Regions from separate parts of the Homo sapiens genome. Here region 2 is linked to region 1. Evidence: chromatin loops called from intact Hi-C (ENCODE). Cell type or tissue: IMR-90. All regions are shown on one strand. Links, peaks and the distances in the headings refer to the core of each region. The heading gives the core; the rest is flanking DNA. Region 1 overlaps FBXW8 (F-box and WD repeat domain containing 8). Region 2 holds the start of LOC100506551 (a long non-coding RNA gene).

What was found. A loop is a pair of places that touch in the nucleus more often than their neighbours do. Peaks named below come from ENCODE experiments on the same cell type or tissue, not always from the same donor. Only the 100,000 strongest peaks of a DNase experiment are listed, where the experiment ranks them.
Region 2: it touches region 1 in a loop (2.0-fold over the local background); 2 of 110 quality-filtered maps call a loop at or near these places.

Annotation. Positions count from the first base shown.
Region 1 is chr12:116,913,670-116,924,593 of GRCh38, forward strand. All of the region lies in intron 1 of FBXW8 (F-box and WD repeat domain containing 8), which reads left to right. Among named protein-coding and RNA genes, the nearest start is that of FBXW8, 8.2 kb to the left of the region's middle. In IMR-90, for the core only: a CTCF peak has its summit at 3,327; DNase peaks (open chromatin) are centred at 2,582 and 3,312.
Region 2 is chr12:116,977,850-116,989,426 of GRCh38, forward strand. It overlaps FBXW8 (F-box and WD repeat domain containing 8), which reads left to right. Exons shown (of 11, transcript NM_153348.3): 6 at 7,357-7,553; 7 at 10,814-11,020. LOC100506551 (a long non-coding RNA gene) reads right to left here and starts at 9,488. Exons shown (of 4, transcript NR_103809.1): 1 at 7,805-9,488; 2 at 7,334-7,527; 3 at 2,401-2,570; 4 at 1-1,740. In IMR-90, for the core only: no CTCF peak of the experiment used is centred there; DNase peaks (open chromatin) are centred at 5,072 and 5,452; H3K4me3 peaks cover 427 bases; H3K27ac peaks cover 763 bases.

The DNA of each region.
Region 1 (10,924 bases), core at 1-8,000:
CAGAGGTGCAAGGAGAGGCAGGCACATTCGATGCAACGTTTATGGAAAAAACCTGCATACAAGTGGACCCACGCGGTTCAAACCCATGTTGTTCAAGGGTCTGTAGTATTCTGAAAATAGAAGGGACCTGCATACTGGAGAATCTGGAGGGTACATCTGAATCTATTTCATGTTGTTGGAAAAGGCCTTCCCTGTCTTCCTGGAATTCATTTCCCTGGTCTCCTCTGCCCCCTTCAGAATCACCACATTAGGTACTACTAGGTTCTCTATGAGTAGCATACAACTTTTGGGGCACCTCTAATTTTAAAGAGGACTTTGTAGGCCAGGTGTGGTGGTACACACCTGTAATCCCACCACTTTGGAGGCCAAGCCAGGAGGATTGCTTGAGCCCAGGAGTTCAAGACCAGCCTGGGCAACATAGTGAAACCCTGGTTCTACAAAAAATTTAAAAAATTTAGCTAGGTGTGGTGGTGCACCCCTTTAGTTCTAGCTACTTGGGAGGCTGAGGTGGGAGGATCGCTTGAACCCAGGAGGCTGAGGCTGCAGTGAGCCATGATTGCACCACTGCACTCCAGCCTGGGTGACACAGCAAGACCCTGTCAAAAGCAGGCAAAAAGCAAACTTTGTGGCTGGGCAAGGTGGCTCATGCCTGTAATCCTAGCACTTTGGGAGGCTGAGGTGGGTGGATGGATCTCTTGAGCTCAGGAGCTCAAAACCAACCTGGGCAACGTAGAGAAACCCCATCTCTACAAAAATTGGCCAGCGTGGTGGCATGTTCCTGTAGTCCTCACTACCTGGGAGGCTGATGTGGGAGGATTGATTGAGGCCAGGAGGTCGAGGATGCAGTGAGCCGGGATCACACCACTGCACTCCGGCCTAGGTGACAGAGCGAAACCCTGTCTCAAAAAAAAAAAAAAAAAAAAAGGCTGGGCCTGGTGGCTCATACCTGTAATCCCAGCACTTTGGGAGGCTGAGGTGGGCAGATCACCTGAGGTCAGGAGTTCGAGACCAGCCTAACCAACAAGGAGAAACTCTGTCTCTACTAAAAATACAAAATTAGCCAGGCATGGTGGTGGGTGCCTGTAATCCCAGCTACTCAGGAGGCTGAGGCAGGAGAATCTCTTGAACCCAGGAGGCGGAGGTTGTGGTGAGCCGAGATCGTGCCATTGCACTCCAGTCTGGGCAACAAGAGCAAAATTCCATCTCAAAAAATAAAAAATGAAAACAAGACTTTGCAATCATTAGTAACACTGCTATAAATAAAGTTATAATTCATTGTGTGCGTAAACTGTCTCCTTGGTACTGTCTTAAGGGTTTAGAGACATTATCGTCTTCATTTCTCCCAACAACTCTCTCCAGTGGCTATTTTCAACTAATCTGTAGATGAGCATTAGGAAAGTAACTGATTTTTAGATAATAAACCTACTCCTTCTCTCCAGGCTGATAAATGATGACAAGGTTTATGGAAAAGGCTTGGATTCCTGTGTCAGTGGTTGCAAGCCCCAGAGCCCACAGGGCTAAGGCAGGTAATGCACGTGAGTGAGGTAGGCTGGGTGTTGCACATTAGGTCTTTTCTCCCAGCTCATCAGGTGTTTTTATGTGTTCTGGTCATAGCTTTATAATTCGTTTCATAGTGGCAGCTGTTCTTTTTGTCACAATTAAACATGTAGGAATTGTCTTTAAACATGGCCATCTTGGTCTTGTTTTCCCACTTTTAAAAGTTTTTAAGCTCAAACTATGTATTGACCTTTACAAGGGCCTAAATACACAGCTTGATGAATTTTCAAGTGTACACATCCATGTAAACAGCAGCCAGGTCACAGGGCAGCATCACCAGCATGTCAGAACCACCTCCCCTGCCCTGTGTTCCCTTCCACCCAAGGGTAACCACTCACCTGACTTCTCTTCCACCCAGGGGTAACCACTCACCTGACTTCTCTTCCACCCAAGGGTAACCACTCACCTGACTACTTTTTTTTTTTTTTTTTTTTTTTTTTTTGGGAGATAGAGTCTTACCCTGTAACCTAGGCTGGAGTGCGGTGGCATGATCTTGGCTCACTGCAACCCTGACTTCCCGGGTTCAAGTGATTCTTGTGCCTCAGCCTCCTTAGTAGCTGTGACTACAGGCATGCACCACCACGGCCTGCTCATTTTTGTATCTTTGGTAGAGATGGGGTTTCACTATGTTGGCCAGGCTGGTTTTGAACTCCTGGCCTTGTGATCTGCCCGCCTCGGCCTCCCGAAGTGCTGGAACTACAGGTGTGAGCCTGCATGCCTGGCCTCACCTGACTTCTAACACCACATTTAGTTTGTTTGTTTTTGAACTGTATATTAAGTGGAGTCAAACAGCACATACTCATGTGTCTTTGAGTTCTCGTGTATGGCATTATCTGTGAGATTGATCCCTATGAATATGCCACATCTTATCTACTGTTGATGGGAATTGTTGCTAGTTTGTTGATAGCCAGTTTGGGACTCTCAGATATAGTGCCACCATAAATGTTTTGTACATCTTCTGAAAAATGTGTCCACATTTTTCCTGAGTATTCATTTGGGAGTGGAATTGGTGAGTCATAAGGTATGCATAGATTAGCCTTGGTAGATACTGACAGTTTTCCAAAGTAGTTGTACTGGTTTTCTCACTTTTGATAGTAACTTGTGTATGTGGAATGTAGTATTTCACTTTCTTCTTTACCATAAATCAACACCCAGCTGAGATGACATGACAGCAGAACTTGACCCCAGCATGGGCAAGATGATAAAGACACATTGGGAAATACATGCCATGGCTGGGGTCAGGGTAATAACCACTGCCCCCATTAGCTGGTTGTTGCCCTGTAGGAATGTGGTCCCAGTGTTGTAAGGTCTTTAGATTTTTTTTTTTAATTGGGAATATGTATTTTTATGTGGACTCCTTCAGTTTTTTCTGCATGAGAAAACCATCCAAGCTGGGCATGGTGGCACATGCCTGTACTCCCAGCTGCTGGGGGAGTTGAGGCAGGAGGATCACCTTAGCCCAGGAGTTTGAGACCAGCCTGGGCAAAATAGATTCTGTCTCACTTAAAAACACCATCCAAAACGTTGGCTTAAAACAACCACGATTTAGCTCACCATTTTGCAGGGTGGCAGCTTGGGCTGGGCATGGGTGAGCTCACTCGTGTGTCTGAGGTTAGCTGTGGTCACCTAGGCTGCTCTGCTTCTAGGGGTTGGCTAATTGTGCGTGTGTGTGTGTGTGTGTGTGTGAGAGAGAGAGAGAGAAAGAGGTGTGTATCTGGGTTATGAGTCATCATACAGCAGCTTAGCTTAGCCCCAAGTGGGCATTCTCAGAGTTACAAGAGCAGCAAGAGGGCGAGCCCCAGTGGCCAGATGCAATGGTGCTTTTGAAGTCTGCATAGGTCATGTTTGTTATTCTCATGTGGCCAAGTCCAGAGTCAGTGTGGATTTACCCAAGTGCTTGGATACAGAGAGACATGAACAAATTTGGGGCCATCACTATGTCAGTCTACCTCAAAAGCTCTTCCAATTTTTAATTGTTGGTAACTAATAAAAATTAATAAGATTTTAGGTGCTAACATTGCAGGTTAAACAAAACCTGTCAGTGGGCTAGATCTGCCTTGGGTAACCATTTTATCATCTTTGCCTTGTGCCTTCCCAAGAATCCTTGCTTGATCCATGGGTGGCTCCTGAAAGGAAGAGTTAGTTCCATTTGAGACTCCCTAGAATCTTTAACAGAAGCTGATCCACTTGACATGAATGGGAAATAAAATCTGGTACTACCTTCTTACACTTCCTCCCTGCCCCCGTTTCTTCTCCAACCTTTGGCACTTTCATTAGTGCACCCTGTTGTATTTCTGGTGCAGTCTCCTCCACTTCAGAGTCTTCAGTATCCATCACTAGAGAGAGAACAACTAATAAGTTAGCAATCAAAAGTGAAGTTGCCTTTGGATGGGTAGGTGAGCAGTGCTGCCTTGGAGTGTCATCTGGCTGGTATAGGCCAGAACCTCTGATGGGCAAGCAAAGCTGACATGAAAACGCAGGACTCACTGGGCATGGTGGCTTATGCCTGTAATCCCAGCACTTTGGGAGGCCGAGGTGGATGGATCACGAGGTCAGGAGATCAAGACCATCCTGGCTAAGACGGTGAAACCCTGTCTCTACTAAAAAATACAATAATTAGCCGGGTGTGGTGGCACGTGCCTGTAGTCCCAGCTACTGGGGAGGCTGAGGCAGAAGAATTGCTTGAACCCGGGAAGCAGAGGTTGCAGTGAGCCGAGATTGCGCCACTGCACTCCAGCCTGGGTGACAGAGCAAGACTCCACCTCAAAAAAAAAAAAACAAAAAAAAAACAACGCAGGACTCCTCCCAAGCCTCATGTTTTATGAAGCTTTTAGTAATAGCACTTAGCAGCCATCTCTTTTTAGGTGATGAGTTGGGAATACCTCAGTTGGCACCTGATAGAGTTCTTAGTATAAGTAAACTAGTGAAAGAACACATCCCTGGTCAGAATTTCAGAGGCAGTAGGCACTTTCTCTGTTGTCTTCTCTTCTCCTCTGTTCATAAACCCAGGCTTCTTGGAGATAGTGGATATACCTGAGTATAATTGCAAGTGTGCTGCTTTCTTCAGTGGAGTGGCTGTGATACCAACTTGCTTGGGCTCCATTTTTATTTAGGTGGTGTATCAGGACTCTGGGCTGCAGGCAACAAGCACCCAACCCAAACTGGCTTAAAAACCCAAACTGGAATCTATTGATTCCTGTAACTGAAAATTCCAGGTGGTAATGTTTGTTCTGGGTGCTTACCTAAGGTAAGTAGGATTTGCCTTCTCTTAATCCTGCTTTCCTTTTGTTGACTTTATTCACAGACAGGCTTTCCTCTTGGGGAAAAATGGCTACCAGCAACTCTAGTCTTCTATCTGCTTAGCAACTCAAGGGAAAGAGAGCTGCAAGTCATGAACCTAAATTCCCATTGCTGCAAACTGGGTCATGTGTCCACCTTTCAGCCAATCACTGATTCAAATTGTTCAGACTCGAATCCATTGCCCATTCCTGAAGATGAAGGTGAGGTCAGCTCTGCCTAAATTGTGTTGACTAAGAGTGGGAGTGGGATGGTTTCCTAAATAGAGGAAGTGGATGTTGGGCAGGAAAAAAGAGCAATAACTGATATCCATTTTAGGTGGGTGTGTGACGCAGCACTAACTGAGAATACAGTAGTCCCACCTTATCCACTGGAGATACATTTCAAGACCCCCGGTGGGTGCTTGAAAATGCAGATAGTACTGAACCCTGTATATGCCATGTTTTTTTTTCCTATATACACAGAGCAATGATAAAGTTTATAAACAAGGCACAGTAAGAGATTAACAGCAACAACAAAATAGAACAATTACAACAGTATACTATAATGTTATATGAATGTGGGCTCTCATAATACTGTACTGTAAGTAACTGATGCTATGGAAAGCAAAACCGCGGATAAGGGGGGACGACTGTGTTTTCTGTTCATCCAACATATATTCATTGATCAGCTCAGTGCTGGGGAATCAGCAGTAAACAGAATGGCTCCTTGTCCTCAGAGAGCCTAAAGTCTTGTTTCTTTTAACTAAAAGAATGACATTAATGGAGTCAGGACAGTCTTGGCTATGGGGCTGGGCTCTGCAGTCAAGCAGACCTGAGTTCAGATTCTGGCTCTGCTGTTACCAGTTTGCCTTGGGCAAGTTAATTTCCCCTGCCTTAGCTGTCAAATGATGATGATGTTAGTACCTATCTCGTGAAGAGGCAATGAAATAGGCATGGAACTTAGCACTGAGCCTGGAGTACAGTAAGGGCCCAATAAATGTAAGCTGGTGCCATTATCGTTAGTACTCAGAGTTTGCTATGCTATTTTACTTCCTCTTTACTGAAGCTTATCACCGATAAGCCCTTAGCTTCCGCCTCTTGTGAATCCCTGGAGGGCAGGATCTGTTGCCTTACTGTTCTAACTCCACCTGCCTTACTAGTACAGTAGGGGCCCTATCTATGTTTGTTGAGTTGAAATAATGTGGGCAAAATTGCTGCTTCTGACTGCGACTTTATAAAGGCTCTATGATTGTTAGAACCCTTGAACATTCAAAGCATCCTTCCAGGTTAAGATATGGAGTTTTAGGTCTGCTGAAAGTTTTAATACTGCTGGCCAATATTTATCACTCACCATGTCAATATTTAACCTGTCAGATCCTGCATCTGTGTTGCCAACAAGATAGATTTAATGGCTTAACCTTCTTCTGTTTTTAAGTTAAACACAAATAAGTAAGCTCCCTAATGTGAACACTTTTCTTCTGGCTAATATGCAGTGAGACAGCAAACCAAACCAAATGTGTACTCATGAATTGACTTAACTGGAATAACTTCCTTTCCTCTTTCCTGTTCTTTGCCTGCCTTTTAAAGCTCAGCTTGAGTTCTGTCTCCTGTGTTAATTCTTCCGTGATTTCTCCAGCCCAAATTTCTCCCTTTCCCCCAACTAAAAAGTTCTTATCCTCAGTGCTGTTCATTTTTTCATGTTATTCGTGAATTAGCAGGCCTCCACTTACGAACCTTTTGAAATGATGCCTGTGTATACTAGAACAACTTGTGACTTACATGCGGTCTTTGTTGGAACGGTCTGCTGCTTGAAGCAGCTTGGGTTTCATTCATATCCCACAAATATTTATTAAGTGTCTTCTTGGTACCAGCCACTGTTCCAGGCACTGAGAATATAGCATTGAACAAGGCAGAAAAAAGCCTGTGCCCTTGTGTAACTTACATTCTGGGGAAGAGGGAGTTAGACAATGGACAAATAATTGTCAGGTAATAAATAAATGTTCTGGAGAAGAAATAAGCAGACAGGATAGAGTGTATCTGCCAGGGGAGGGGCTGTAATTTTAAATAGTGCTGTCCAACAGGGTCTTTCTGGGAAGGTCACATTTCATGGAGAACCTAAAGGAGGTGAGGAGTGAACATACAGAGATCTGGGGGAGGGGATTCTAGGCCAAGACGGGCAAGTGCAAAGGTTCTGTGGTGACCAGGACCCGCACTTAGTTTAATGCTCTGTTGCCTTGATCATTTGTAATGATCTTAATCATTTGTGACCAACAGGCCCCCCAAATTCTATAGCCAATCCTGATGGTGGGAATGTGCCTGCAGTGTTTGGGACCCTTAATGTGAACATCTTTACTCTTTTCACAAACCCACTGTGGTTTCAAAAACCACACCCACTGTGGTACCCCTCTGGGACCTGAAGCTTCTCCTCTTCCTGTCTTCTCTCCTCGCCATGTCCTAAAGCTCAGATCCCAGTTTAGACTAAAAGGGGGCTCAAAGCAGAGGCCCAGCCCATTTTGCTTCACACCACCCTCCTTCACCACCACACCCAGCCTCCTGGGATTTCCCCCAGCACTTGCATTTCTTTAGATTGGCATCTTCTACCTTCTTTCCTTGCCAGAGTCCCCAGGAGAGTGAGAATATGTCTTGAAGCTGGAAAGCCTATTCTCGTAAAAAAAGGATAAATCAAATTCCATGGACATTTATTGTGCATCTACTGTGTGCAATGCACTGAGCTGGTTAGATTCTATAGTATTATAGTTCACTTATATCACCCGCACATGTGATCAACAAACATTTATTGAATACCTTTTGCTCTTCCTCATAGCTAGGCATGGGGATTAGGTTAAATGTTAAGAGACGAATTGTTTTTTTGTGGACTGCTTGGGAGCTTAGCCGCTCTTTGTAGCATTGTTTGTTTGGAGAAATGTTTTCCAGCTTCTATATGGCTGGCTTACTAATGAACTTTGGAGTACCTTAGGGGACGATCTATATTGCCTGTTGTAGTCTCCTGTATTTCATTTTACGTGACAATGACTTACCTCTATAAAAGATTTTAGCTCTTTGAGTGTAGACCATTTCTTATATACTTGCTAACAGCACCTCCCTCCCCCTAGCACCTGGTGTGGCCCTGAATTTAGATAGTATTTTGAACATAAGTTACCTTACTTTAAAAATGTGTTGCTTTTCTGTGTCTGTGAAAATATCATGTGCTCACTGTAGAAATATTTAGGAAATTCAGAAGAATAGAAGAAAATAAAAGTCTTTAGTAATATAATTGCTTAGAGGCTACCATTGTTAACATTTTGGTGTATTTCTGACTTTTTTTTTTTTTTTTTTTTTTTTAGACAGGCTCTCTCTCGCTTTTGCCTAGGCTGGAGTGCAGTGGTGTGATCATGGCTCTGTAGCCTTGACCTCCCATACTCAAGCTATCCTCCCACCTCAGCCTCCTAAGTAGCTGGAACTACAGGTGCATGCCACCACACCTGGCTCATTTATTTTTATTTTGTCTAGAGACAGTGTCTCACTATGTTACCTGGGCTGGTCTTGAACTCCTGGCCCCTAATGATCTGTCTATCTCAATCACCCAAAGTGTTGGGATTACAGATATGAGCCACTGTGCCTGGCCTATTTCTGACTTTTTTTCTTTTTGTATATAAGAATATATATTTCGAGACAAATTGTGGATTATAAATGGATGCTTATTTATCTCGACTGCCTTTCAGACCTTTTTCCCCCAGCCAACCAGTTTTTTTCTTCTCAAAGAAGACACAGGTGAAACTGAAACTCATCTATTTCTTCTGATTGAGATTGTGTGGGTCTACTCCACTCAGCTTTTGCAGTACATGGAAAGTTGAGATAAACGCCTAAAGAAACTAGTTTCAGTCATAGATTTAGTAAAAATGTTATTGCAAATCTCTTCTTTGAACTCAAGGTGCTTTTCTCAGTTTCTTAAACCACCACCCAGAGAGATCTTTCATGTCCTCTTTGCCCTGGAGATGTACATTGGGAACAAAAACCTTAAGTCAGTTTCTTCACTTTTTACTGCTTTGGCTCTTAGTAATTATCTGTTCTTCTATTAAACAAGAGAAGACAGATTAAATTTCTAACAGTAAGGCACAAAACCAATCCATTTACAGAATTAGTCTTACATTAGCACATAGGAATACAAATCAGCCTCCCTGGGGATGGATCTCTTTGCAATTTCTCTCAGTGTTTTTGGAGTAAGTCCAGTAGACTTTGGGAAAATCTAGTATTCACTGACTTTAAATTAAATAAGTAATATGACCCCTTTGAGTGTGTGTGTGTGTGTTTTTTTTCCCTTGACTAGGAAAAAGGGGATGGATAGATTTTTATATCTGCCTATGATGTATGGTTGTGTTCTCAACTTTTAGTGTGCATGAGGATCGCCTGAGAAAGAGGTGCTTGAGGCCGGGTGCAGTGGCTCATGCCTGTAATCCCAGCACTCTGAGAGGCCAAGGCAGGTGGAGGCCGAGAGTTCGAGACTAGCCTGGCCAACATGACAAAACCCTGTCTCTACTAAAAAATACAAAAATTAGCTAGATGTGGTGATGTGTGCCTGTAATCTCAGCTACTTGGGAGGCTGAGGCATGAGAATCGCTTGAACCTGGGAGGCAGAGGTTTCATTGAGCCAGGATCGTGCCACTGCACTCCAGACTGGGCGACAGAGCGAGACTCTGTCTCAAAAGAAAAGGAGGTGCTTGAGCCCTAACCCTGGAAATTCAGGGCAGTAGGTCTTGGTAGGGCCCTTGGCATTTTTTTTTTTAAATTCCACAGGTGATTTTAATGTGTAATACAGGACGAAAGTCCCCAATAGTGGTAGAGAATCGATATCTGAGACATTGTCAAAGAATTAAAAGCAAGGTTGTATGTTATCAAACAGATACTTTTCCTTAACATTGAAGGAATACTAATATTTTGAATTTATTGGTTTCCTATAGAATAAATTTGGCCAGTCTCACATTGCTGAGAGCTATTCAACTACTGCAAAATTATTTTCTTTTTTTTTTTGTTTTGAGACAGAGTCTCGCTCGCTCTGTCACCCAGGCTGGAGTGCAGTGGCGCGATCTCGGCTCACTGTAAGCTCTGCCTGCCGGGTTCACGCCATTCTCCTGGCTCAGCCTCTCGAGTAGCTGGGACTACAGGCGCCTGCCACCACACCCGGCTAATTTTTTGTATTTTTAATTAATTAATTAATTTATTTATTTATTTATTTTGAGACGGAGTCTTGCTCTGTCGCCCGGGCTGGAGTGCAGTGGCGCGATCTCGGCTCACTGCAAGCTCCGCCTCCCAAGTTCACGCCGTTCTTCTACTTAAGCCTCCTGAGTAACTGGGACTACAGGCGCCTGCCACCAGGCCCGGCTAATTTTTTTATTAGAGACGGGGTTTCACCATGTTAGCCAGGATGATCTCCATCTCCTGACCTCGTGATCCGCCTGCCTCGGCCTCCCAAAGTGCTGGGATTACAGGCGTGAGCCACTGCACCCGGCCCAAAATTACTTTCTCTAAATATTGTAGCCATGTTGATATTTTTATAGTTTGACCAGATTTCTCTATTTTAATATTTCTAATGTCTTTAATTCCTTTTCCTTCTTCTTGGAATATCTTTGTTTCTGAAATGACAGGTTGTCCATTTTCATGTTTTTAAGTCAGTGTTGTCCATTTTCATGTTTTTAAGTCAGTGTAGAGTTGGGTTAACGTGGCCCATAACTTTTTGGATGGCTATGTGCTTCGCAGTAGTCTAGGTGGAACACTGATAGCATCTTTATTTATTTATTTTTAATGGACACATTATAATTGTACATATTTATGGGGCACGGTGTCATATATGTATACAATGTATATTGACCAAATCAGGGTAATTAATGTATCCATCACCTAAAACGTTTATTATTTGTGTTGTAAACATTCAAAATCTGTTCTTCTAGCTATTTGAAAATATACAATAAATTGTTGTGAATTATAGTCAACCTGTAGTGCCACAGAGAACCAGAACTCATTCCTCCTGTCTAGCTGCACTTTTATATCCATTAACCAACCTCTGTCTGATAGTGTGTTTTAGATAACAAGGT
Region 2 (11,577 bases), core at 1,376-9,375, 66 kb after region 1:
TATACTATTTGCCTCCTTTTCAGTCTGCTGTCTCGTCATTTTTCATTCTTCTTTTTCAGGTGTTCTTTCTGCTTTGAATTTGAGAGCTACTAAATATATTCAATCTTACTTCCTCTTCTCTTGACTCAGTTTCTATTTTGGTGATCTCGCTGCTTTGTTTATGCCCTAACCAGTCGCCTCCTCCATAAGCCTATTCAGATTCTTTTACTTGTCAATCTAAAATGCAGATTCCAGAATGTTTTCTGTTTATTTTCTGCCTTAGGCAACAGAGCTGTAGCGCTGTGGTCAGCGGGAAAGCAGGATGGCATGCCACAGTAGCTGCAGTAACAAGAAACTTCAGCCTTTTTCCTTTTTCGTGACCCTCCGTGGTTTAGCTGTTCTTTATGACCCTTGTCTACACTGATACTAATCTCCCACCGGCACCTCTTCCATGAAGAGCAAAAACTTTTGTCCTGTCCAACTTTATGCTAGTTTTATGTCTCTGGCCTGCATTTCAGAGTGGTGATGTGTGGACTTAATGAACAAAGAGGTACGTGTTAAGTCAGTGCTATGGGTATATTTAAAATTTTTGTCAAAATGCCTTTTCCTTTGTTGCAGAATTTCTTTTGACTCCTGATTAATTTCTGATAGGCAAGTGTTTATTTACATGGTAGAAATTGAGATTGCCAGCTGTCTTTATTATAAATAGTCAACTTCATTCAGTATCTCTGAACGCAGTTAATTGATCCTGTCTATTTAACGATCATGAAGTTGACACCAAGCTTCAGGTGTTTATTGTGGAAGCTCAAGAGGATGGGAGCTCGCGGCTGAAATAATTTCTAATCAAGAAACCACTAAAGACCACAAGACCAGCTCTGTAGTTGAAGAAGGGACTAGTCTATGACCTTTCGAAACTGTTAACCTGTTTTAAATTTTGTGGTGCATGGAAAAGATCAAAGGGGAGGGAAGAGTATACCAATTGTGTTTTTTTTCCAAAACCAGTTCAGCAGTTATTTACCTTTCAGGCAATTAACATAATTACCATTATGCTAAAAAGTAATTTTGGAAAGTTCTGCCCTGAGCTCTTATGACTCCACCGGGACAGTTTTAGTTGGGACTTATCTTTTTGATGGAAGCTTAATTGCAATTTTGGCTTTGTGCACACAAACAGAAGCAGCTAATTGTTTAGGCAAATAGCAGATTAATTTAAATATGCATCCCTAATAAAACAAAAATGGTATCCATTATGGTCCTTGTTCCCATGACGAAGAATATAAATATTCTGTGCAAGTACCATTAGACAGAGGTCTTAAGGATTGTCGACATTATTTCACAGTGGTAGCACTTTCCAGATATCGAGTAATCTTTACAAAAGCTAACATAAATCAGTTTAAACTCATTTAGATCCCATTTCCACTATGTGCAGTTTCATTACCACACTCTGGCTGGCCTCCTTAGGGAGGTGGGAGGGGCCTGCTGCAAACTGGCATGGGTGCCCATCCACAGCTGCTGAGCAGGCTTTATGTCTCCTCGAAAGACTGGCCATCGTTACTCATGTCATCGTTAATGGCTGTTACTGGTCTAGGCTGAGCTCAGAGTTCCTTCAGCCTGGCTGCTGCTTGTCAAGGTGGAGGGTCCTGAGCCCAGGGAGCAGGTGGGAGTGCCAGGCCCTGCCCCTTCTCCTTTATTGGGCCAGTGGTCCTCACTTGTCTTCTGGATGTTTCAAGAGACCCAGTTTCTTCTTTTGTCTGCATCCTTTTCCTGTTTGTTATGAGTGAAACAGTATTGTTGCAATCCCAGCACTACTCAGAATTAATCATCTTTTATCCAGCTATTGAGGTTTGGTCAGGAAGGAAGAAAAACACCTGCTCTTTCTGTTTCTCTAGTGTGGGGCAAAATGGGGGCTATAAACTCTGGCCTTCAGGATGATGCCTGGTGCAGGGAATGGCAAAAAAAAAAAAAAAAAAACACTTGCTTCTTATGCCACTGCCAAGAAACCAAGTAGAACCTCCCTTTGTGTTTGCTGAGACTTTTTCTCTTGTTTTACCTTGGCCTACTGTGCAGGAGAGAAGTCGTAGAGATCTTTGGGCAGGGGGTTGTCTCCTTGCCCTGAGGTCCCTCCCCAGGCCCTCTCCAGGTGGGCATGTTCATAGTATTTGAGTTAGTCTTTTGGCCTCAGCTAATTGGATGAGGGATGGGGCCCCAGTTCTTGGGGGAAGCTGATTCATGGACTGGGATGGGCTGGTTGGGACTCAAACTTTGTTGCATTCTTGGAGTAGAAGACCTCCTGGAATGGGGACAGCCACCTTTCTCCATGTACCCAGGGATGAGAGAAAGCTGGTTTCCGAAAAGAAGAATGAAATAGAATTGCAGAGAGAAGCAGAGATAAGATCTGTGGTGCACACAAGTTACATACACTACCTTGGTTCTGCATGTCTTCCTGGTTCCTGGTTCTGATCCCTTATCACCTCCAGCTGTACTTCCTGCCCTTGGGCTCCATGAAGTAGCCTCATTCCTTTCCAGTCAGTTTCCTTTTTATGTTTAAGCCAGTTTCAGTGGGTGTCTGTTTCTTACAACCAAATGTTCCATTGCTGAAACATATGACAAGCATTAAGCAAACCTTTATTGATGTACAGCCACATCCAGCACTGTGAATTCCTTACCATAGGGCATAGAGAGGGAAAAGGACACAGTCTTGCCATTTCACAAGTTCACAGTGTCAGGAGCCAAATCCATTTCATTGCTAGGTCCGCAGTATGATAACACTTGACCTTTCAAATGAATTTATATCAGATTTAAAAAAAAATACCTATTTGAGAAGTGAATTTCCTTGACCCTGACAGGCATTAACTACTTCTTCCTTAGTAGTTATGCAATAAATGCAGACTTGGTTCAAGTTAAAACATCTAGAAAAGTTTGCTGCTCCTTTTCTGGGGTCTTAAAATAGTGTGACAGCATGACCAAAAGTTAAGCTTATTCATTGTTCCATTGTGCTTTGTGTATATCTCTCTGTGATCATTGTGTTTTATATTTTAGTTATTAAATATTTGTTTCTCTCCAGTGTGTGTTTTATGAAAACAGGTATCCTTTCAATTCTTATATGTCACTAAAATGTTGGCTCGATCAGTCAGGGACTTTTTTTGTTTTATTTTGTCTTATTCACTGTGATATCCCCAGTCCCTAGAATAGTGCCTTGGTACAAAACAGGGAGCTCTGTAACTACCTGTTGAATGTATTATTGCATTGATTCCTTTTTGGCTAAATGTAGCTGATGATAATCAGCCACACTATTATAGAGCATTCTTGTAATTCAGTTATTCACTATTCAAGTCCTTGCAGTTTTGAGATTATAAAAGTAGCCATGATATAACTGTAGTAACTGATAAATTGACCATTTATAAAATTAGCTTTCACTCAAACACCCCTCCCTGTTAGCTTCTGTATCTATTCCTGCCCACTCTGCCCATATGCTTTTGGGGCAGATATCCAACAATACAGTTCAAAGGGAAATTGCAAACCTTGCAGAAGCTGCAGGACTTTGTGATGTTGAAAGTGACAGTGAAAGAACTAGAAGTGGTAATTACATGGATAAATAGAAATGGCTTTTTTATTATTTAAATATCTTTAAAAGATAATTGCCTGCTTATGCAAAAGTAATAACAATGTATTTAAGGTTTACAAGATGTACAAATAAAAAGTTTGTAACATATGTAGAAATAAAAAGTATGACAGTAATAGCACAAAGGCTGGAAGGGAAGAAATGGAAGTATGCTGCTGTGAAGTTCTTTTTTTTTTTTTTAATTGAGACAGAGTCTCACTCCGTCACCCAGGCTGGAGTGCAGTGGCACTATCTTGGCTCACTGCAACCTCCGCCTCCCAGGTTCAAGCAATTCTCATGCGTCAGCCTCCTGAGTATCTGGGATTACAGGTGCCCACCACAATGACTGGCTAATTTTTGTATTTTTACTAGAGACGGGGTTTCACTTTGTTGGCCAGACTGGTCTCAAACTCCTGACCTCAAGTGATACGCCCACCGCAGCCTCCCAAAGTGCTGGGATTACAGGCATGAGCCACCACACCCAGCCTAAAGTTCTTATATAACATGTGAAATGATACACTATTACTTGCAGGTAGACTGTGATAAAGACTTATGTTAAAATCCAAAAGCAACCTCTAAAATAACAAAGAGTTTTGGCTAACAAGCCAACAAAGGAATTAAAATGGAATAACCACATTTAGTTATCCCAAATACTCAATCCAAAAAATAAAAAAGGCAACAAAAGAGGAGAAAAGGGAGCAAAGAACAGATGGGATAAATTTAAAAAATTAGCAAAATGGTAGATTAAACCCAACCTTATGAATAATCACAGTAAATATAAATGATTTAAACACCCCAATTAAAAGCAAGACCAACTACATGCTGTCTATGGAAAACCCACTTTAAACATATAAAGACACAAGCGAAAAGATGGGAGAAGTTCTGCATGCTAACACTAATCGAAAACTGGCGTGGCCATGCAAAGTGGATTTCAAAGCAAAGACTATAGTAACCAGGGATACCGAGGGACTTTGCCTGTGATAAAGAATCAACTCATCAAGAGGACATACAATCCTAAATGATTTTGCACCTAAAAATGATGTTGAAGAACTGTGCACGTGATATCAGCCCCCCGACAAGTGAGGATCTGATCAAGTGCGACACTTTATAATTGAAGTAGGGGAAATCGAAAAAGATGAAGACACAACAGGCTTTCAGGAGAGAAAGATTTGACCATTTAATTGATGGAGCCCTGGATTTTTTTTTTTTTTTTTCCCAAAAAGACTCTTCTCAGGATAGCTCTGTGCTACTCAACCTTGTGGTGAAGGATATTTTATTGCATAAAGTTCTGTTGGAAAAATGATGCCAGCAAAGCCAATACTTGATTAATAATGAAAAATGTGTTTATAGATAAACTCCATGTGTGCTTAGAGTGAGCTGTGGTTAAATAGCTTCCACGCTTGGCAGCACCCAGGGTGAGTGTGATGGTGTACGTCAGTTACTCATTGAGCTCATAGTTATTTTATGCACTTACAAATGCAGCCGCTCATCCTGCACTTTTCCAGCTAAATTCCAGCCCAACTTCATGACGTACCAAGTCATGACATAACAAGTGGCTTTGGACCAAGTTGTTTAACCGCTCGGTGCTTCTGTTTCTTTTCTGTGAGAGGAGTAAAATGGTGCGCCTCCCAAGATGGAAGTGAATGCCCAGTGAGAGGAGACACACGAGTCTCTGAAGACTCAGAAGCTCTATGCAAATGGGAGTTTTTTTTCTCTTTACTGTTGTGATGTCTCAAAACAAATGCAAACAAATGCAATGCAGAGTGTTTGAAGGAAGCCCATGTTAAGAGCAGACATCTTGGCATGGGAGAGCCGATCTCCCATCTGATATGTAGAGCCACTGGCATTTTCTGCAGCATATTTTTCTCTTCTGAGTCAGGATGGAAAGAATTTGCCAAAATAATTGCCAGGGGAATGTGCTGTGGAACCTTTTGTGATCCGCTTATCCCCCAAGTTTATCATAATTCTTAAGAGTGCACTGTGTTTTAGATGCGAAGCAACATTTAGCTTGAAGAAGGCTCTGCTTTTGTTTATAATTGCTTCCTTAGCCTACTGACAGTTTGGAAGTCTGGCAAAGCAGCCCAAATGTATTATTTTCTTCCAATTCTCTATATTTATTTAGTGCTGAATGATCCTTTATAGTAAGATCCTAAACTCAAAGCATTTATAGTTTAAAGACAAAGTAGAAGGCAAGAAAAAAGAAAGATAGGAAGATACACTGCCAAGAGAAGGAAAGCAAAAAGCTTGGTCTGTTCTAGATAATAGGAAGTTATAGGAAATAGGGCTAGATTTACGGATGATCAATAGAAGGGGAATTAGCATTGATAGATTAAATATGTTTTATAACACAGCAGGAACTATAGACTGCATAAAAATAAAAGACAGAAAGGAATGGTCCATCTTCAGTGCTTCGTGTGGCCGGTCTCCTTTCATCTGCCTCACAGTCCTATGTAGTAGGTAATGTTGTCTTCAACTTTACAGAAAGGCTAACAGGCTCAGAGCTGTTAAGCAGCTCCCCTAAGTCCGTCAGCTAACAAGTGCTGGAGCTGGATTTGAACTCAAATAGTCACAAACTGTTATCTCCACACATTTATTTCTTGGTGAATTTTGAAAAATTGAATCAATTGGAATTGGAGCAAGGCATTAACCAGCCTAATGCAGAGAGTAATCATTTTCTTGGGTAAATCTTCGAAGGGAAGGAAATAGCTTGGGAATGATAAAAAGAAATTATTTTTGAGGAAAGAAGAATCAATGAAATGCTAAGTACAGAAAAGGTTATCTGACTGGAAAAGCATAAGCTCCTGTAGACCACTGGTCCTAAACTCCAGTGGACATCCCCAGAGTTACTGGTGCCTGACAGTCTGCATTTCTAATAAGTCGCCACGTGGTACTGATGCTACCGGTCTGGAAACCACCCTGGAGAAAGGGTGTGTGGCCAGTGTGTGAAAGAGGAATTAATCTGGGTAGCAGCATTCCAGGTGCTGGGAGAAGAGTGGAAAATCGGCATTTTTGGCAAGTGTGGGATATTGAAGCACAGGTTTTAGAGCTGTGCAAAATAAAGCACTGCTGCTAACAGAGGCTTTAGGAGGATGGCGCTGAGGAAGGATGTGAAATTCAGGCTGAGCATCCCTAATCCAAAATTCCAAAATGCTTTGAAACTGTTTAAGCACTGACATGATGCTACATGTAGGAAATTTCACATCTAACTTCATGTGATGGGTTTGTAGCCAAAACACAGCCAAAACTTTGCTTCATGCACAGAATTATTTAAAATATTGTATAGACCAGGTACGTTGGCTCACACGTGTAATTCCAACACTTTGGGAGGCAGAGGCAGGAAGATTGCTTGACCCCAGTAGTTCAAAAAAGCAGCCTGGGCAACATAGTGAGACTGTGTCTCAGCTAAATTAAAAATTAGCTGGGTATGGTGGCACACGCCTGTAGTCCTGTCTATTTGGGAGGCTGAAGCAGGAAGATCACTTAGGCCCATCAGTTCAAAAATGCAGTGAGCTATGATAGCACCACTGCACTCCAGCCTGGGCGAAGAGTGAGGCACTGTTTCTAAAAAATAAAAAAGTAAAATAAAATATTGTATAAAATTACCTTCAGGCCATGTGCATCAGGTATATATGAAACGTAAGTGATTTCGTGTTTAGACTTGGGTCTCATTTCCAAGGTATCTCCGTTAAAAAATTTTCCTTTGTGTTGCATGTTTTTAAAATAATTGAACATATTAAGTAAATTTAAAATTGTTACCTGCATTGTTTCTTGCTGCATAGGGTTTCTTAATATTTGGGATTTAAGGACCGGAAAGTACCCTGTTCATCGTTTTGAGCACGATGCAAGAATACAGGCACTAGCCCTCAGCCAGGACGATGCAACCGTGGCCACAGCTTCTGCTTTTGATGTCGTGATGTTATCCCCCAATGAGGAGGGGTACTGGCAGATAGCTGCGGAATTTGAAGTTCCGAAACTGGTGAGCTTTTTAGTCTGGTCATCTTATTTTCTATTCTTAGAATCTCTGGGTCTAATGTAAGCACGTACTAATGGTGTTGGTAACTCCCATTCACTCAGAGCTTCCTGCGGGCCTTACCTCCATAAGTCTAACTACAGCCTTACAAAATAGGTAGTAGCATTTTCCCCATTTACCAAGAAGCCACTTCAGGCTGCTTAGAGCAGTGAACTGACTTGCCCCAGTTCTCAGAGGTAAGAAGTTACGATTCAAACCTCAGGGCTGACTTCAGGGCCAGAGCTGCTCATCACTGTGGTTCCTTGGCCTTCTTCAGACTAACACGGTGGAATCTCACCCTTGGGAATCAAAGATCAGTTTGACCTAATATATAAGTGAGAATGAGTTCAGTGGTGTTATCCCAGTCCATCTGGGAAGGAAGGTTTCCATTCCTACACTTTCTTCATCCCAAGACTGTCTCACCTGAAATTTAAAGTAACTCTTGCGTGAAGATAGATTTAAGTTGGTGTTAATTGGGTAGCCATGTTCCAGGATGTCATGTGTGCAGCTCAGCCAGCCTTAAGAATTCTTTATGTCGAGCTTATTTCTGAGTTCATTGGTACAGGAACCTCTAGATTTGTAGAGTGGGAGATGATTTGGTGTTAAGAAGGAAGTGCTCAAATCTGTCTATGCTGAGTTAGGATTTAATTTAAACAAACTTGATTTTGGCACTGGTAGGAGAGTGAGCAGAAAAGCCAACACTGAGTGATGAATTGAGGGCCTGACCTGGAACCAATCCTGTTCCTCCCTCTTTCTGTCTGTTGGGAATCTTCTTAGACTAGAATAACTTAGAAAGCCATGGCATCACTGCTTCACCTCCAGGAGCGTCTGCACTTTGAGTATAGTGCTCCCCTAAAATGGCCTGATGCTGTCAGCTCATCTGGGTTTTATTAGAAAAATGTGAAAGTACATTTCTGTTCTCAAAACTTCCATAGTACTTACTATTTAGTCTGTGATTAAAGAATACTGTGTCACAAGGTCAGGAGATCGAGACCATCCTGGCTAACACGGTGAAACCACGTCTCTACTAAAAATACAAAAAATTAGCCGGGCGTGGTGGTGGGCGCCTGTAGTCCCAGCTACTCAGGAGGCTGAGGCAGGAGAATGGCGTGAACCCAGGAGGCGGAGCTTGCAGTGAGCCGAGATCGCCACTGCAGTCCAGCCTGGGCAACAGAGCGAGACTCCGTCTCAAAAAAAAAAAAAGACAAAAAAACAACAAAAAAACGAATACTGTAGACCAGCAATCACTGTATGGACCCAGATACTTACTTAAGATGCCAGTTTCTCTGTAAAGTGCAAATCCTGCCTTGGCAATAAGGTGGCATCCTGGCACAGACTGGAAGCTTTTTGAACTAGTTTACAGCCCCCAGCAAATGGCACCACCACTGTCAATCTGAGCCTCTTGGTCTGTCAGAAAGCCAACACGGAGATAAAGTTAAAGGGCTAGACGGAGGATATCAGTTGTAGGAAAATGAGACATGATTTGGGGGAGTGAGAGGAACCGAGCAGCCATTGTTCAAGGCGGGTTTTATGCACGTTTTAGGAATTATTTTTCACTTTGAGTGAAAGGTTCCCACAAAATGCTCTGAGTATCCTTGGAAAAGGCACCCCTGGCCCGAAGAGCCAAGCCAGTTTTGTCTTGTCCATATACGCCCCTGAATGGCAGTGGCAGTGTTCCCAGGTCTGCGATATTAGCCTAGTGCGGCTGTCCTTTGTGATGGACCCGCAGCTTGCGGAGCTGGGCCCGAGTATTAGCAGAGTCCCCCGGATGTTGACGCTCCCTCCAGCTCTTCTGGACCGTGTTCTGGAGGCCGGCTTTGAACTCTTTGGCATATGGTCAGGGCAGCGCTGTCCTTTCACACTGTGGATTTTCATAATTAGTGTGGCTCACCTTCTATGTGTCCTCTCGTGATTTACTCGCAGAGGCGAAAGCCTGTTGCGAACGGCACCGCGGAGAAATGGGCCGCCTGTGGATGGACAGAATCAAATTATTCTTGAAAAGTGCGTCTCAGACTCGTGCACATTAGAGAAAGTGCCGGCGGTGACGCAGTCAGGACTGGGGAGCGGGGTGGGTAGAAACATGCGTGTTTGTAGAGCCTTCCTTACCCTCTGGTGGCCAAATGGACCCTGATGACGTTGAAACCAGGAGACAGCAGATCACTTGGATATTTTTAACCTTTTGGCCACACATTTTGACACAAATGTTAAAATTTTTTTTGCGAATTTGGAGCTGAATGTTATTTATTCAGTTCATTGTAAACAAACAAACAAACAAAAAACACAACAAAACCAAAAAAACCCCAACCTTTTATTTTTTGAATTGCTATTACATCCCCATGGTTCAGAATTTAAAAGACACAATAAAGCTGATGGTGGGAAATCTCCCCATCTCATAATCCACTTCCCTCCTTGAAGGCAGCCATTGTTAGAAGATGTATGGATGTGCGAGTCAAGCGCATTGTGTACTTTCTCCACCCCCACCTTGTACACATGTCAGCAGGTGGGGTTACCTAACTCATCTTGCATCCTTGCTTTACCCGCTAAGCTTATCTGGGAGAACCATGCCATTTGTTTCGTTTTATAAAGAACGTTTTCATGCTTCCCTCTAGGACTGCATGGTATTCCAGCGTATAGATACACTGAGTTATTTAATTAGTCCCTTAGTAATGGGTGTTTCTGTTTTTCTAGTTTTTAGCTAAGACACAATTGTACTACAGTTCATGAATAACCTTGTACATAATCATTTTTTATATATGTGAGTTTATTTGTAAGTAACTTCTAGAAGTGGATATCCTGGGTCAGAGTGCATGTTCATTTGGTATTTTGATAAGAGTAGCCAAAGTTCCCTTGATACAAGTTGGACAAGATTATATCCCCACCAGCAGTAAGTGGGATCCAGAAACATGGAACATGGTTTTCCCTCCTTCACTTCCAGCCCAGGGTGTTATCAGATTTCTTGATCTTTACCGATATGAAAGGTGAAGCATCATATTTCAATGAATTTTCATTTTATATTTCTCTTTTTAGGTGTGTCTTATGTTTCTCTTATACTGAGCATCTTTTCTGTTGTGTAAGAGCTGTTTGTGTTTCATTTCCTGTGAGTGTTTCATTTGCCCATCTTTTTCTGTTGGGTTGCTGGTCTTCTCATTGATGTGTAGGTGGAATTGCATATTTTTGATCAAGTCAGGATGAATTTATGGGACTAAACAACTCTTACCTTTTAACAGGTTCAGTACCTTGAAATAGTTCCAGAAACCAGAAGGTACCCTGTGGCAGTAGCCGCTGCTGGAGATCTGATGTACCTGCTCAAAGCCGAAGACTCCGCCAGAACCCTCCTTTACGCCCACGGCCCGCCTGTCACATGTCTAGACGTCTCGGCCAACCAAGTTGCTTTTGGTGTACAGGGTCTGGGATGGGTGTACGAAGGAAGCAAGGTACACAACTAGCAAGATATATAATTAACAAAAAAGAATATAGATTTATTTTTTAGAAGGGAATTGAAAAATTAAAGCTCTTCAATATTTTTCCAGATATATCAGGCCAGTATATAAGCATGGTCAAAAAATTCAAGAACTTCAAAAGGATTGCAAATGAAAAGTAATCATTTTCTTTCTCCTCCCTTCCCCCAACTTCCCTGCACAGAAGAAACTATTAACAGTTTTTAGGTATCCATCTAGAAAAATTTAATGCATATATAGGTACATTTGTATACTAAAAACATATTGTTGTAGAGATGGGATCATAGTATACATAGTGTTCTGTACCCAACATTTTTACTCCATAATGTGCCTTGGAGAGAGGATTCCATGTCAGCTTTTACCAAGCTCTCCCTCTCTAGGATTCCAGCATATGCTTCTAGCTCATAGCCTGTTTAGCCAGGCCCCTCACTGGTAGGTGTTTAGCTTGCTTTCACTGTGTTGGCTGCTATAAGCAATGCTACAATGCATATTGCAGCTTGCAGAAGTCCTTTTATATATAGTGTATCTCTAGG